Linked DNA regions of Homo sapiens: region 1 is linked to region 2. Evidence: chromatin loops called from intact Hi-C (ENCODE). Cell type or tissue: transverse colon. All regions are shown on one strand. Region 1 overlaps COPG1 (coat protein complex I subunit gamma 1). Region 2 overlaps RPN1 (ribophorin I).

The links. A loop is a pair of places that touch in the nucleus more often than their neighbours do. Peaks named below come from ENCODE experiments on the same cell type or tissue, not always from the same donor. Only the 100,000 strongest peaks of a DNase experiment are listed, where the experiment ranks them.
Region 1: a loop joins it to region 2, with 13 times the contacts of the local background. A loop is called at or near these places in 2 of 110 quality-filtered maps.

What each region holds. Positions count from the first base shown.
Region 1 is chr3:129,266,200-129,268,699 of GRCh38, reverse strand. It overlaps COPG1 (coat protein complex I subunit gamma 1), which reads right to left. Exons shown (of 24, transcript NM_016128.4): 15 at 1,601-1,676; 16 at 660-763; 17 at 80-205. Among named protein-coding and RNA genes, the nearest start is that of MIR6826, 4.7 kb to the left of the region's middle. In transverse colon, no CTCF peak of the experiment used is centred here; no DNase peak of the experiment used is centred here.
Region 2 is chr3:128,621,054-128,623,553 of GRCh38, reverse strand. RPN1 (ribophorin I) reads left to right here. Exons shown (of 10, transcript NM_002950.4): 9 at 1,145-1,390. Among named protein-coding and RNA genes, the nearest start is that of RPN1, 29 kb to the left of the region's middle. In transverse colon, no CTCF peak of the experiment used is centred here; no DNase peak of the experiment used is centred here; H3K27ac peaks cover 227 bases.

The DNA of each region.
Region 1 (2,500 bases), 650 kb before region 2:
GTTAGTGGCTTTGCAGCCAATGCAGACCCTCCAACAGAGGCCTGGCCTTGATGGCCTCTGGGAGGAGTATAAGTGTTACCTGTTCTCTGCTCTGCCATGGGCGCCGTGGCCAGGGGCACAGACTTGAGGTCAAAAGGTTTTTCTGATGGTTCTAGAGTGTACTGCTGCAGAGCCCTCTCCAGACCAGGGATGGACACAGTCAGACCTGGAGGTGAAGAGAGGTCACCATGCCTGGCAGATAGAGCAAAATGTGCACCAGGGACCACCATGGAGGCCCTGGGGTCCCGAAGTTACAAGTCCTAAGTAGTATGACCCTGAGAAAATCACTTTATTCTCTAAGCCTCTGCATTCTCAGACACATCCTCCCTTACAGGGTAGGTGTGGGGAATAAACATATATACAAAGTGACTTGTAAAGGGTAAAGTACTGTAAAAATAAAGTTTTTATTAATGATGAGCGTTTCAATTCACTGGACAATTTCCACCCAATTCAGGTGTGACCTGAATGACCCGGGACCTCCTGAGGTCACCATGATGCCATGAGGTTGCCAGGCAAGTCCAGCCAAGAGCATCTTGCCTCTGATTTCCCCTGCCCAGGGAGTGATGAGAACCACAGCTCCAGTAAGGTGCTGAGTCCAAGATAGCCAGGGAATGACTCACCATTTAGGATATAGCCTGCATTAAGGGCCTTCTGCTTCTGCTCCAGGACATTTAGGTAGAAGGTGGCTCGGTCCCTTACTTCATTGTCATCATCCATCACACACCTGCAGCCAGGACACAAGGTGGTCCTGACTGGGACCCAGCAGGGATGGCAGGAGGGATCCTGCATGGCTTCATTAGAGGTAAGTCCATAGGGATAACAAGTAGACTAGTGGTGGCCCCAGGCGGAGGGTGGAGGGAGTGAGGAGAGGCCACACTCATGAACACTGAGTTCCCTTTGGGGTGATGAAATGTTTTAAACTCAGGTTGTGGTGATGGTTCCATCACTCTGTGAATATGCTAAAACCCATCAAACTACACATCTTAAATGGGTAAATTGTATGGTATGTGAATTATATCTCAATAGAGCTATTTTTTTTTTGAGCTGGAGTCTCGCTCTGTCACCCAGGCTGGAATGCGGGGCATGATCTCGGCTCACTGCAAGCTCCATCTCCCAGGTTCACACCATTCTCCTGCCTCAGCCTCCCAAGTAGCTGGGACTACAGGCACCCGCCACCACACCTGGCTAATTTTTTATATTTGTAGTAGAGACGGGGTTTCAGCGTGTTAGCCAGGACGGTCTCAATCTCCTGACCTTGTGATCCGCCCGCCTTGGCCTCCCAAAGTGCTGGGATTACAGGCGGGAGCCACTATGCCCGGCTTCAATAGAGCTATTTTTAAAAAATGGACAAAATAATTCAAGTTACCAATTGTCACATCTGGTTGGTGCAATTTGCACAGCATTGTTTTTCATGCTTTTCTATGCTTTCTCTTTTTTTTCTACAATCAGTAGCTGTATAACTTTTCTCTCCCTTTTCAGTTAAAAAAAAATAAAGACAAAGGAAAGCTGCTTGGGTCCAAGGGAACACTGTCCCCATTAGGGCCCCTGGGCCTAGACTCACCTCTTCAGCAACACCAAGATACTGGGTAACATCTCTTCATTCTGGGCTCCAAACTTCGCCAGAGCACTCACAGCACCTGTGTTTAGGAAGCGAATGTGATTTACCCAATGCACCCTGACAACTCACTGTTTGGGCACTTCCAGCACTCAGAATGGGTCTTCAGGCAGAAGAGCCCCAGAGGCAAGAAGTCTCAAGCCAGGAGGCCCAAAGTCACTACCAACAGAGTGAGTGGCTTTGGGTGGATCTTGGCACCATCCCAGGCCTCAACTTCCTTATCTATTTAATGGAGAAGGGCGCCAGATGGGATTAGTAGCTCCCATTCTAAGGTTCCAGGAGCTAATTTCAAATTAACCATGATGAGGTCACAGAAGCTGGCTATAATGTAAAGCTCCTCACCTTCCATATCCAAATGGCGTCAATTTGCAGTTAAGGCTCAGAATAATAAAAATGAGAAAGGGAACAATTACTTAAAGATCATTTATTGCTGAAAGAAGAAAATCTGTCCAGTGGGGGCATGAAAAGAAATTAAAAATAAAGAATAGGAAGGTTGCTCACTGAATTGTAAACTTTATATAAATGGGTGAATTTTATGGCATGTGAATTATATCTCAACAAAGCTTTTTGTTTTTTAGCTAAACATCAACATACAGTGAAAGTTAAAAAAAAAATCACTTAAGGCAAGGCACAGTGGCTCTGTAATCCCAGCACTTTCAGAGACTGAGGCAGGAGGATAGCTTGAGCCCAGGAGTTCGTGACCAGCCTGGACAACATAGCAAGACCCCGTCTCAATTAAAAAAATACTTAAAAAATTATAGGGGTTAAGAACCATGGCCGAGCACGGTGGCTCACGCCTGTAATCCCAGCACTTTTGGGAGGCCGAGGCGGGCAGATGATGAGGTC
Region 2 (2,500 bases):
AAATGTTTTTTTTCTCGAGACAGAGTCTCACTCTGTTACCCAGGCTGGAGTGCAGTGGCACGATCAGGGCTCACTGCAGCCTCGACCTCCTGGGCTAAAGAGATCCTACCATCTCAGCTCCCTGAGTAGCTGGGACTACAAGCATGCACCACCATGCCCGGCTAATTTTCTGTATTTTTATTAGAGATGGGGTTTTGCCATGTTGGCTAGGCTGGTCTCGAACTCCTGGACTCAAGCAATCTGCCTGCCTCGGCCTTCTACAATGTTGGGATTACAGGTGTGAGCCACTGCACCTGGCCAAAATATTTTTTTGTAGAGACGGAGTCTCATTATGTTACCCAGGCTGGTCTTGAACGCCTGACCTCAAGTGATCCTCCTGCCTCAGCTGCCCAAAGTGTGGGGATTATAGGTGTGACCCACCATTCCTGGTCCTTTCTTTGTGTTTAATAACCTTGACATTTGTGGTGTTGTAGAGACCAGTTTTATAGAATGTCCCTTAATTTTGGTTTATCTAATGTTTCCTGCTGATTAAATGGGCAAGACTGCTGTAATATATATGCAGGGCACACTGACATTATCATCCTTGTTCACATCTATCTGTCTGCCTTACTGGACTGTGAAGTGAAATGTCTGCTTCATCTTTTTTTTTTTTTTTTTGAGATGGAGTTTCGCTCTGTCGCCCAGGCTGGAGTGCAGTGGTGCGATCTCGGCTCACTGCAACCTCCGCCTCCTGGGTTCAGGTGATTCTCCTGCCTCAGCCTCCTGAGTAGCTGAGATTACAGGTGCCTGCCACCATGCCCGGCTAATTTTTTTTTCTATTTTTAGTAGAGATGGGATGTCACCATATTGGTCAGGCTGGTCTTGAACTCCTGACCTCGTGATCTGCCCACCTTGGCCTCCCAAAGTGCTGGGATTACAGGCGTGAGCCACCAGGCCCGGCTGGTCTGCTCATCTTTATGGCCCTAGTTTTGCCCATTGCTGAACCTGGTCCAGATTAGGTATCAGTAGGGGTTTGACTTTGACTTTCCAAGAAGGTGGCATTTCATTTTTGGATGGCTGCTGGTGGCAGATGTTCTTTGGGAGATAAGGTCAGAGTGGACCCAAGCCTGGATGTTGTCACACATGGTGCCTCTCCTTCCTTCAGGATCCAGCCGCAGAAGCCAGGATGAAGGTAGCCTGCATCACAGAGCAGGTCTTGACCCTGGTCAACAAGAGAATAGGCCTTTACCGTCACTTTGACGAGACCGTCAATAGGTACAAGCAATCCCGGGACATCTCCACCCTCAACAGTGGCAAGAAGAGCCTGGAGACTGAACACAAGGCCTTGACCAGTGAGATTGCACTGCTGCAGTCCAGGCTGAAGACAGAGGGCTCTGATCTGTGCGACAGAGTAAGTGTCGGGCGTCACAGAGTTGCTTGGCTTGGGGCCCTCCATGCCTCACTGCTTTGTCTAGGGCAGACACTGGGCAGCTCTCTTGCTTACCTGCATGCTTGTGGGATAAGACTGCATCTGGCCATAACTTTTCATGTGGTGCCAGTCCTTGTGGAGGAAAAAGGGATTTTTGGGGTCCTGGTGTGAGCTGGGTGTGGAGGAAGCTCTGCTAGCCTCGTCAGCACTGCGTGCCCTTGTGGCCAGTATTGAGAGTAGCTGCATCCTCTCCTGGAGGCCAGACTGTTCTAGGTCCCAGGCTGCTTATGTTGTGGTAAAATGAACCTAGACTTTAGAATCAATAGGTTTGAATCCAGGCTCTGATTCAGAGTTTGTAAACCTGGCCAAGTCACCTAACTTCTGTGCCTCAGTTTCCTCATCTATAAAATGGGAATGCTGTTAGCCCCTCATAGGGGTTCTGAGTGTGAAATGAGTTAATGCATGCAAAATATTCAGAACCCTGTCCTGATACAAGCTATGTAAAGGAGTTATCTGTAAATGAGGACAGTAACCTTTTCGCAGAGGTGCCCCTCAGAGTCACTGACTCCCCTGTCCACTCCCTGGCATTCCCTCTCCTCACTCTGTGTGAATTTCCTCATAGCACCTACCACTTTTTTTGTTGTTTGTTTTTGAGACAGGGTTTCACTCTGTCGCCCATGCTGGAGTGTAGTGGCGCAATCTCTGCTCACTGCAAGCCCCACCTCCAGGCTCAAGCGATCCTTCCACCTCAAGTAGCTGGGATCACAGGTGCACACCACCATGCCTGGCTAATTTTTTGTAGAGATGGGGTTTCGCCATGTTGCCCAGGCTGGTCTTGAACTCCTGAGCCCAAGTGTTCTGCCTGCCTTGGCCTCCAAAGTACTGGAATTACAGATGTGAGCCACCGTGTCTGGCCCACGCCTACCACTTTCTGAAACGATTTATTCTTCTACTTAAGTGTTAATTATATGTCAGCATCTGTGGACAAGATCCCTTATCTGTCCTTAGTGCTGTTTTCTGGAACCTAGAATTGTGCCGCGCGCCATGGCTCACTAAACATTTGTTGAATGTTGAATGAATGTGACTATACCA